Regions from separate parts of the Homo sapiens genome. Here region 1 is linked to region 2. Evidence: chromatin contacts called from ENCODE Hi-C or POLR2A ChIA-PET data. All regions are on one chromosome and are shown on one strand. The core of a region is the stretch at or near the end of the contact, and the rest is flanking DNA. Distances in the headings are between cores, read along the strand shown. Region 1 overlaps AUTS2 (activator of transcription and developmental regulator AUTS2). Region 2 has its middle 140 kb from the start of CT66.

Region 1 (5,862 bases), core at 2,575-5,074, 200 kb after region 2:
CTTCCTGTCACCATCTCTGCTTTTCTTGCCCAATTTGCCAGGAAGAGTCCACCAATTCTTCATAAGCCCACTTTTTATTCTCTCTTTTGAAGTCATCTTGATTCACTTCCTACACCTGCAGCCCCCAGTCTTGCTTGATCTAGCTCCTAATCTTCTGCTTCCCTTTGGGACAGAGGAGAAGCTGCTCTCCTCGCCATGCTTTGCTGACATCTCCAAGGGGAAGGAGAGCACAGGCCCTTTCATATCCTGCCCCAGACCTTCACAGGGAGCAGTAATAATGCCTAAACCTTATTGAGTACTTAACATGTGCCCAGCACTGTGACAAACACTTCACACAGATTATCTCTTAAAATATTCAGGCCAGCCCAGTAAAGTTTATGTACTGTCATTGTCTGTCTTCAATTTGCAGATGAGGAAGTTGATGCTCAGGGAGGTTCAATAACATGCCATTATGTACACAGCTGAAATGAGTGATGCAATCAAGATTCAAACTAGGCAGCCCAGTTCCAGGGCTCTTGTCCAACTACTCAGGGAAAGGTTTTCGAGGTCACTGCCAGGATAGCTGGACTTGTGACGGTTTTCCTGTTTGAGATATCTACCCTTTTACATCAACCTAAGCACTTACTGTCTTTATATTTTCAATGAACTAAGTGGGGTGTTCTGGGTGGTCTTTGATGATGGCAACTGTGTGTTTTAAAGAACCAGAAAGAAAAATGTTTAGAGGTGGGCTTCTTTAGCTGTAGTCCCTCTTGACTGTGTGGTCAAATAATAGGGCTCCTGACAAGGAAATAAGGCTATAAGTGCTCTTGCTTTGTAAAGATTAGTTAATTGGTAGAGGTTGTGTTTCTGTGGTTAATTTGTGCTCCTGTCTTAGCAATACATGAGTATCCACAGGCAGCAAGTGTGTCGCCCAGCAGCCCCATAAAACAAGGCACTCTTCAGCACCAGCATCAGTTGATGCACCTGAATAACAATAGGGAAGCTTGTTGACCATTTGGCACTTCACAGCCTAGTAATTAGAAACTGTAAAACAATAATACAGACATGAAGCAAATCCTCCAGTTAATGAAAAAAAAATCTACAATCTTGCATTGTGGCTGAGTGCAAAATCACAACCGGCCGCTTATACAGCAAAGCAAACACTTCAGGATTTTGGCAGCTGTTTTGTGGATATAAAAAGCTCTAGGCTCTGTATTAATTTGGGGCCTGTCATATTTTTTAAAAACTGAAAACAATTACCTGACTTTCTAGTTTTTTGTTGTTGTTGTTGTTGTTGTTTTTAATTTACTGCAGTGGTTCTCAAATTATGGTCCCCAGTCCAGAAGTGTCAGCGTCATCTGGGAACGGTTAGAATTGCAGATTGGTGGGGCCCACCCCAGACCTACTGAACCAGAAATTCTGGCAGTGCGGGGCACAGTAATTTGTTTTTACAAGTCCTCCAGGTGATTCTGATGGACTTTAAAGTTTGAGAAACACTGAGGGTGTGGGAAGGGTAATTTGGGGGAAGGGAAGTGGAGTCCCCTCTTGGCCCCACCCAGAGATGAGCTTCTCTGTCTAGTGGTGGGATAGTTGGCTTGAGATGTGATATTGAGAATATATGAAGGCTCCCTACTGGGTCAGGAAGTTGGGGGAGTGTCTCAGGGGAGGGCCGTGCCTTCCTGGGGACCTGTTTAGGAGAAGGGTCCTGGGCAGTAGCTTGTTACTAGCCTTTCGGGAACAATTTCAATGTTTCAGTCACCCTCTGGGCTGTTGTACTATTGCAGTCAGCCCTGCTAGGCCCACAAGTTGTATGGGGCAGAGGAGAAGAGGCATGGGGACAGAAACCTTATATCCCAGGCAAAGCCTTAGCAATGCTGCTGATGTCATATGCTCATCGTTGTCAAGAATTGAAAATTAAGATAGTGATGAGGTGGTGGCAGGACAAATTTCTTCTTTTCACTGTATGTCCCCTTTCTCTTCTGGATCTCATTTCCCTGCCTCCAGCTATCTTGGCAGATGGGATTATTTAATAATTTTCTTGGGGCCTGTTGGCAAATGGCCCCTCTGCCCCTTCCCCAGTGTGTGGTGACCACAACAGTGACATAGCTTCATTTCACAGCCATTAGGAATCTTGACGCAGCTGACCCCTAGATCTCCTGGAAAGGCCTCTTGGGAAATATAAGCTTGCCACCAGAGTGAAGTGAATTCTCGAGTGGTATTACCACAGAGGCTCAGGTTCCTGATGCTCCTTGGAGTGCTAGGTTAACAGTCTCTCTGTTGGGGAAAAACTTGATACAAATAGAAGATTTGCTAATTTTGCTCACATTTCAAAATTGTTTAATTTGCTTACTTTTTTTTTCTCTTTCAGACTATTGGGTTTTATCTATCATTCCTTTTATTTTACAAAAAAGAACATAGGGCATGTTGGCCAGATAATGTATCCTGTTTTTTGATTTAATCACCCAACATAGCATGGGAATAAAAAGCTGAATGAGATGTAGCCTTGCTCCTCCCTGACATTGAAGAGACTGGCTTCTGGGAGAGGAAAATGACCAAGAAAAGAACCACCCAGATCTTGGGTTCAGTTTATTCTCTCTGTATTTTCAAGTGGCAGAACTTGCTTGAATATGTGAATTTGATGTTGGATCACAAGCCCAACATGTGGCTTCTGTGGGCATATGTAGTTATTTTGGATTTTATTTTATTTTAAAGGGTCTGTGTCCTGTTGGCTTTTAGGAGGTGATAGTTGCTGATTCTCCTTTCATGTGACATTCAGGGCTCATGGAGAAGTCAAAGGCTCACACTGGTGTTCACCTTCCTGGACTTCAGGAAAGATAGTCCTTTTGCCAGATGAATGGGAGGATCTAAGTCTGTTAGATTTCCATGAGTCGTGCAGCCTTTCTGGATCGGGACAGGAAGACTGACCCACTGTCCTTCCCAGGCTGCCTGCCGTTCATCTTGCTTTAATTAAATACACAGCTGATGATGTCAGCTTGGCTCCCGGCTCCTTCAGCTTTCCCCTCAGAACAAAACATCCGGGCAGACAGTTGTGACAATTAAGTCTCAAGACCCAAGCTTAGTTTGTTCTGAGGTAGTTAAGATAAATCTGCCTAAGCATCTCCAAATGCAGATAAAACCTAGTGCTGATTAGAGGTGACCCTCTAATAAACCTGATTTGATTAGGCAGAACCAGCGAGGTGCAGGCAAATATTTGAGACTCTGGCCAAGCTGATATTCCATTGACCTTTCACTTAGGGGAAAAAACCTGTTTGATTTTTTTCCTATCCCAGAGTACTTGAAAATTATTACCTATGGCAGCTAAAGCACTAGGGCGAAATAAACAGGTGAGACCTGTGGACTTGCCCTTAAGAGTCGCAGTCAGCTACCACCTGGGTTGTGCTTGCTTCCTGGCAGATCAGTGGAGAATGGATTTTGCCGGAGGTCCTGGCCTGGAATGATAATTAAAAAGGATGTTTCAGAACACACCCAGGTGCGTTCTGATAAAGCCTGAGCAGATGTGGGTGGTGAAGGATTTTTTTTTTAAAGTCAAACTTTGTTTATAAAGGTAACTTCTAACAATTTATTATAGAAAAGTCAAACTAGAATTGCATTAGTTTGTTTATATCAAGACCTCATTAGAAATTAAGGAGAAATTTCCTTAATTGCTCCATCTCTGGCTCCTGTAACAGTGGGCATACTTCTCTTCTTAGCATTTATCACATTGTTCTGTAATTGTTGGTTTACCTTCCCTTTTGTCTTAAAAAGCAGGGAAATTGTATAATTATTCTTGATGTTGCTCAAATGCTTGGCACCTGGGCCAGGTACAGGGATTGGCAAAGTTTGGTCCACAGGCCAAACCAGGCCACTACCTGTTTTTATGCGGTCATGAGCTAAGAACAGTTTTTGCCTTTTTAAATGATTGAAAACAAATCAAAGGATATATATTTCATGCCACGTGAAAATTATGTGGAATTTGAATTTCAGTGTTCATAAATAAAGTTTTATTGGAATACAGCCATGCTCATTCATTTACGTTATTGCCTTTGGCATCATTTTGCACTACAACAGCAGAATTGAGTAGTTGCAGCAGAAACCATATGGCCTGAATAGCCTAAAATATTTGCTATCTGGCACTTCACAGAAGTAGTTTGTTGATCCCTTTCCTATTATATAGCAGGCATATAGTGTAAATGCTTATTGTTTGAATTATTTCAAATATAAATCTGAGTTTACAAATAGAGTTATTCTGATCCTAAAAGTGTTCAGTGAAAGTTAGATGAATGACTGACCAATCTATTTCTCTTGTTATTCATTTGTAACCTTAGGTTTAAGTTTTAGAGGTAGTGGTTCGTTTATTAGAGCTAGACAATTATATACTATTTCTCTTCTGAGAAACTTTATAAAGAGTTAATCCTTATTACTTTTCTAGGTTCTGAACCTACTATATGGGATGCAGAGACACCAAGAGGCACAGAGAGGTTAAACTGACTAAGACACACAGTAAAGAAATGGCATGACTCTTCATGTCTTCATCTCTTTCTTTGTTTGCTAAAGCCATTCTTTGTGATGAAAGAGAAGTCAAATCTGGAGATATTCATGAGCAAACTACTGTCTGATACTATATAATGCATTATTTCTTATAGACATCAGTATCTTTGTAGGCTCTTTGGTTCATTACCAGGGAAATTCATTTAAAAAAATAATAAATATGTGGTTTAAAAAGTAAATACTGCAGAGAATGATAGCAATTACCAAATGTAAACAATGTGGCCTTTGAGAACCACTATGAAATTGTTTAGTGAATTAAATTATTATGCTTTTGCTATTCACATATCCACTTCCATTGACTGTTAAGGAATATGCTTCAAGGAGGACAGATGAGATATAGGTAAAGTTTATTTTTAAGATACTTAGGTAAAACAAAATAAACCAGCAACTGGCAGATGTTTGGTGACCTTGAAATCTGGCTTTTGTTTTGAGACAGTGTCTTTAAAATGACCAGTGCCACAAATGTAAACAGGGGAGTTGGAGGGCATTGGAGTATTCAGGAAGAAAGTGAGAAATCAGTAATTTGTAGAACATGACTAACTGGAACTATTGTTTGGTCTGCTGGGGTTTGAGGGAGTAGAGGAATTTGTGAAGAAGGAAAGAAGGTTAGGAGATGCATAGAGCAGAGAAACAAGGGTCTAAGCTTTCCTAGGAATCTCAGGTCAGACCCTTGTTAAATTTTGTCCGTATATTCATTGTTTGCTGTGGAATCTTTTAGGAGAGTGTAATTTTTTTTTCTGTTTTTCTCTTATTAAATAATTTAAAGGGATGACATTCAGGGCTTTGGGAAGCAATTTTTTTTTTTTTTTTCAAAACGCCGCTATACCTACTAATTGGATATCCATCAGGGGATGGATACTTACAACAGCTCTGCATGATAGGGATAATATTCCTATTTTATGGATGGGAAAGCTGAGGCTTAGTTGTTTTTTTTTTTTTTTTTTTTTGAGATGGCATCTTGCTGTGGCTGAGGCTTAGTTTAATTGGCTTTCCCGAAGTTTTACAGTTAGCAGCCAGAGCCAAGTTTCAAACCCAAATCTAGCTGACTCCAGGGGCCTTCTGTTGTTTCTACTATCCCACTTCCTCAGTGGTTGCATCCCAGAGATTTCATCGTTTGGTGCATAAATCCAGCCTAAAGCCATACTTCACCATTTTGTGTGAATAAATCTCTTCCTCATTTTATGACTCAGCTACCTGCTTTCTCTTTCTAACCTGTTATTTTGTACATCTGATTTGTTAGCTTCCCATGTTCCCTTAGCTTCCCTGCCCTTAGTTGTTAACCCTTTTGATCAATATCTAGTTGATTTTGCTACTTAATAACAGACTTTAGAGGGA
Region 2 (6,161 bases), core at 2,825-5,324:
CCGAGTAGCTGGGACTACAAGCGCCCACCACCACACCCGGCTAATTTTTTGTATTTTTAGTAGAGACAGGGTTTCACCATTCACAGGATGGTCTCGATCTCCTGACCTTGTGATCTGCCTGCCTCGGCCTCCCAAAGTGCTGGAATTACAGGCTTGAGCCACCGCGCCTGGCCTAAAATTTTTTATAGAGACAGGGTCTCACTATATTGCCCAGACTTCGCTCAAATTCCTGGGCTCAAGGGACCCTCCCACTCAGTCTCCAAAAGTGCTGGGATTACAGGCGTGAGCCACCATGCCCAGCCAACAGTCTTAGAAACATCATACACAACCCAAATCTCATCTCTCAAGCCTTAATCTCTTCACACTGGAATAGGCCCGCAAGATATTTTGGTTCCCCCATAATAAAATGGAACCAATTGCCTATAATGTCAAAATCTTTCCTAGGCTGGGCCTGGTGGCTCATGCCTGTAATCCCAGCACTTTGGGAGGCTGAGGACGGAGGATCACTTGAGGCCAGGAGTTCAAGACCAGCCTGGCCAACATGGTGAAACCCTGTCTCTACTACAAATACAAAAATTAGCCGGGCATGGTGGCAGGCGCCTGTAATTCCAGCTATTCCAGAGACTGAGGCAGGAGAATCGCTTGAACCTGGGAGGCTGAGATTGCAGTGAGCTGAGATCACGCCACTGTACTCCAGCATGGGTGACACAGTGAGATTCTGCCTCAAAAAAAATAAAAAATAAAAATTAAAAAAAAATAAGCCATCCTGCAGGAAGCACTCCATTCTCACATTCTCACAGGATTCTTCTCCCTTTAGCAAAAATTTGGTAAGGAAGAAGACACGCCCTCCATGTATTTGTGCTCAACTCGAAACAAACTCTGCTTTCAAATAAATTGTGTTTCTGTGCAAAGACCTTCAGTGCCAAGTTAACCAAAAGACATTTCTCTTGTAAAGCCATGAACCTGCATTATACCTCTAATGGCTTATAAATAAATAATGGACATAAAAATAGCAATAATGAACTTGGAAAATACTAGCTAATTTACACCATAATAGAAATACCCAGGGATCTTTAACAATTGAAGGACCGATGCCAGCTTCTGTAGTAAGTACACCCAACCATATTATTCCACATGTGAGTGTAATTTCTAAATTGCAGTGTGTAATTCAGAACGGTGTATGCTCTCTGAAACGCAAAGAAGTATTTATATGAGTGCTATTCCTCAACTGCATCATTCCCTGATGAGAAAAAGCAAAGGAATTATTGGAAAATGTATTCATCAAGGCCCAGAAGCAGAATGTTTCAGAAAAAGGCTATCGTTAATTTTTTTTTTTTTTTTGAGATGGAGTCTCGCTCTGTTGCCCAGGCTGGAGTGAAATGGCACAATCTCAGCTCACTGCAACCTCCGCCTCCCAGTTTCAAGCGATTCTCCTGCATAAGCCTCCTGAGTAGCTGGGATTACAGGTGCCCACCACCATGCCCAGCTAATTTTTGTAATTTTAGTAGAGACGGGGTTTCACCATGTTGGCCAGTCTGGTCTCGAACTCCTGACCTCAAGTGATCTGCCCACCCTAGCCTCCCAAAGTGCTGGGATTACAGGCATGAGCCACCATGCCCGACCCAAAAAAGGCTGTCATTAATCTTTATGCAGTTGTGGAGATAAACCAGTGCCCCACGCCACATGAAGTGTACAGAGGTGTGAGCACTCATGTCCCAGCAAAGCGTGCCTTAAGGCCAGCCATTGATTGACGTGAGGAATGATGGGGACAGCTGCTGTGGATGAAAGGATCACACACACTAGTCACCTTTCCAAAACCCAAATCTGAACCCATGTAGTAGTTGGCAGTTGACTAGAGAGAAAAAAAAAATCTTGGCTGGGCGTGGTGGCTCACACCTGTAATCCCAGCACTTTAGGAGGCTGAGGCAGGCGGATCACAAGGTCAGGAGTTCGAGACCAGCCTGGCCAATATAGTGAAACCCCATCCCTATTAAAAATGCAAAAATTATCCGGGCATGGCAGTGGGTGCCTGTAATCCCAGCTACTCGGGAGGCTGAGGCAGGAGAATCACTTGAACTCGGGAGGTGGAAGTTGCAGTGAGCCGAGATTGTGTCACTGCACTCCAGCCTAGCAGAGAGAGACTCCATCTCAAAAAAAAAAAAAAGAAAAAAAGAAAAAAAAAATCTCAACTCTTAATTCCACATATGGGATCTTCTAAAAAACAGCCCCTCCCTACCTCAGGCGCTGCATTTTTAGCTTTCCTCCCTCACCTTGTTCAGTTTCCTCACTTTGCATCTTACACACCAATGATTTTGGAATATTTTGAGTTTTCTCAGCATAGCCTGATACAGTGGTTTCCAGTGGGGGTCATTTTGCTCCCCTTCCCGATTACTCCACCCTCCAGTGGACATTGAGAGACTCCGAAGACATTTTTTTCTTCTCCCTCCTCCCATCCTCCACCTTCAAGTAGTTCCCAGTGTCTGTTGTTCCCTTCGTGTCCACGTGTTCGCATCATTTAGCTTCCACTTATAAGTGAGAACGTGCGGTATTTGTGTTCCTGTGTTAGTTTGCGAAGGATAATGGCCTCCAGCTCCATCCATGTTCCTGCAAAGGACATGATCTCATTCTTTTTATGGCTGTATAGTGTTCCGGTATACGTGGACCTAACACTTTTTCTTTATCTAATCTGCCACTGATGGGCATTTAGGTGGATTCCATGTCTTTGTTTGTTATTGCAAATAGTGCTGCAATGATGTCAAAAGTCACCCTGAAGGAAGCACTCCATTCATACATATGCATGCATGTGTCTTTATGGTAAAATGATGTATATTCCCCTGAAGATATTTTTGATTGCTACTAGTGGAGGTGCTGCAAGCATCTAGCAGGTGTAGGGGTCAAAGATGCTGCTAAACATTCTATAGTTCACAGGACAGTCTCCCATAAAAAAGAAGAATCCAGCCCCAAATGTCAATAAGGCCACTTTTGAGAAACTCTTCCTTGGTAAATTGCATTAATGGCCCCAAATTTTTACCCATCCCTATTCCATACCATGAGTCATTTAATTTTGCAGTGTTATTTTATCATGGGAAGGGCTTCTTCCCCACTCTTGACTCCAGGCTTAGCTATGTGACTTACTTTGGCCAAGAGAATGTGGCAAAATGACAGTACTTTTTGTTTGTTTGTTTTTGAGACAGCATCTTGCTCTGTTGCCCAGGCTGGAGTGTGGTGGCACGATCTCAGCTCACTGCAACTCCACCTCCTGGGTTCAAGTGGTTCTCATGCCTCAGCCTCCCGAGTAGCTGGGATTACAGGCACACACCACCACACCTGGCTAATTTTTAGTATTTTTAGTAGAGATGGGGTTTCACCATGTTGCCCAGGCTGGCCTCGAACTCCTGAGCTCAGGCAATCCACCCGCCTCAGCCTCCCAAAGTGCTAGAATTACGGGCGTGAGCCACCCTGCAGCGGGCCAACAGTGCATGTTTCTACCTGGCTTTTACCTCCGCCAATGCCACAACAGACTTGTTAGTGATCTGGTAGCAGGAAAAGGATGAGAGACATATGGAACAAAGCCAGTCCCCAGCTAAGCCCAGACTAAATCCACCAACCCACAGGCAAACTCATGAGAAATAATTATCATTTTAAGCCCTTGAGTTTTGGGAGGATTTGTTATCAGTAATAGCTAACTATTACAGACACAATGCTGCTTCATGCTTTTGGACGTGCTGTTTCCTCTGCTTAAACATGTCCCCTACTCTCACCCCCACATGACTTGGAAAATTGTTCTTAATCTCTCAAAGCCCAACTCAGAGATCATCCTTCCTGGAAAACTTCTTGGATTCCCTGCAAAAAAGTAATCCATTCCTCTTTTCCTACAGACTTTAACTGTTGAACTGCCATATTTGTATTAACTTGTCTTTATCTCTTACTAGATAGGGAACTTACGAGAGCAGAGACTTTGTCTCAAATCTCACCCCAGGGCAGCACAATCAGAGTGGACACTCAGGAAATATTTGCAGAATACAAAGGGCTGGGCTGGAAGTTGGGGGAAGGTGATTATCAGAGACATTCGTCAGCTTTGGCTCTAGCCCTGGAATGGTGCCTGGAACGTGGCCCAATCCCCATGACAAAAGAAGAGACTATGGGCTCCAGCCTGTAGTCTGGATTTCCCTGCCAATCAAAGTGGTCATGGAGAGGAACAGCCTCTGCCATTACTGTTTAGCACAATGAAACTGTTTAGAGGAGAGCCTTACCTTCAGGAAATTCCAACGAGCCTGTTTTATTGTTACCCTCCAACAGTAATGACTCCCGTAGGATTAAACAGAGTGTAAAGTAATTGCTAAAACATCCCCTGCCGTGGACAGAGAAACCTGCACAAGACGTAATGCTCCCACTTCACTTGGGAGGGAGGGGGCTTGCTCATGGAAACAAAATGTGTCATTAGAGCTTTACAGAGTAGGAAGAGGCAGCAGTGGGAGGAAAAATGCAATGCAATACAGAAGAAAGAGTCCAGACTTTGGAAATGGATCCGCTCCAGTTGAAATCCCAACCACACCCCAGGTCGCTTCATGCCTCTGAATCCTGGTTTGCTCATCTGTAATACCGAAATATAAAACATGGCCAGACACAGTGGCTCACACCTGTAATCCCAGGCCAGGAGTTCAAGACCAGCCTGGCCCAAATGGTGAAACCCCGTCTCTACTAAAAATGTAAAAAAAAAATAGCCAGGTGTGGCGGTGCATGCCTGTAATCCCAGCTCCTTGGGAAGCTGAGACAGGAGAATCACTTGAACCCAGGAGGCGGAGGTTGCAGTGAGACAAGATCATGCCACTGCACTCCAGCCTGGGTGACAGAGCCAGGCTTTGTCTAAAAAAAAAAATATATATATATATATATATATGTGTATATATATATATGTGTGTGTGTGTGTGTGTGTGTATATATATATATGTGTGTATATATATATGTATATATATGTGTATATATATGTGTATATATATGTATATTATATATGTGTATATATATGTGTATATATATGTATATATATGTATATATATGTATATATATGTATATATGTATATATATGTATATATATGTATATATGTATATATATGTATATATATGTATATATGTATATATATGTATATATGTGTATATATATGTATATATATGTATATATGTGTATATATATGTATATATGTGTATATATATGTATATATGTGTATATATGTATATATGTATATATATGTATATATATGTATATATATGTATATATGTGTATATATGTGTATATATGTGTATATATATGTATATATGTGTATATATATGTATATATATGTATATATATGTATATGTATGTATATATGTATATATATGTATATATATGTATATATATGTATATATATGTGTATATATGTGTATATATGTGTATATATGTGTATATATGTATATATATGTATATATATGTATATATATGTATATATATGTGTATATATATGTATATATATGTATATATATGTGTATATATATGTATATATATATATGGAGAAGAAATGTAAAACATCTCTCTTCTAAAGATTGTTGCGATGATAAAACAGATAATTCATGTGAAAATGGCTGGTGCAGAGAAGCAGCTTTGGTAATTGGTTTCCTTTTCTCCTGCAGAAGTTTGGAGGAAAAACATACCTGAACAAATATGTCAAAATTAGAGGGCCAGGCGCAGTGGCTCACACCTGTAATCCCAGCACTTTGGAAGACCAAGGCCAGAGGATCGCTTAAGGCCAGGAGTTTGTGACCAGACTGGGTAACATAGCAAGACCTCATCTCTAGAAAAAAATTTAAAACTTAGCCAGGCATGGTGGTGCATGCCTATAGTCCCAACTATCTGGGAGGTTGAGGTAGGAGGATTGCTTTGGGCCAGGAGTTCAAGACTACAGTGAGCTATGACTTTGCCACTACATTCCAGCCTGGGTGACAGAAAGAGACTTTGTCTGGAAAAAAAAAAAAAAAAAATTGGCCAGGCCCGGTGGCTCACACCTGTAATCCTAGCACTTTGGGAGTCCAAGGCAGGTGGATCACCTGAGGTCAGGAATTCGAGACCAGCCTGGCCAACATGGTGAAACCCCGTCTCTACTAAAAAAAAAAACAAAACAAAAATTAGC

Evidence for each region. Hi-C counts contacts between places; a loop is a spot of excess contacts on that map. ChIA-PET counts read pairs that join two places held with the same protein, here RNA polymerase II (POLR2A). Pooled maps may share reads with other maps.
Region 1: a pooled map of heart left ventricle shows a loop between it and region 2 (2.6-fold over the local background). The contact joins two enhancer-like sites. A Hi-C loop is called at or near these places in 3 of 50 pooled maps. POLR2A ChIA-PET finds 5 or more read pairs at or near these places in 2 of 52 experiments (GM10248 and HEK293).

Annotation. Positions count from the first base shown.
Region 1 is chr7:69,654,131-69,659,992 of GRCh38, forward strand. The region is part of intron 1 of AUTS2 (activator of transcription and developmental regulator AUTS2); the gene reads left to right. Among named protein-coding and RNA genes, the nearest start is that of AUTS2, 59 kb to the left of the region's middle. Within about 2 kb of position 3,825, at least 6 of the 41 ENCODE cell types and tissues checked have a DNase peak (open chromatin) inside an H3K27ac peak, as active enhancers do.
Region 2 is chr7:69,453,971-69,460,131 of GRCh38, forward strand. No RefSeq gene overlaps it. Among named protein-coding and RNA genes, the nearest start is that of CT66, 140 kb to the right of the region's middle. RefSeq lists an enhancer at 3,917-4,432. Within about 2 kb of position 4,075, at least 3 of the 41 ENCODE cell types and tissues checked have a DNase peak (open chromatin) inside an H3K27ac peak, as active enhancers do.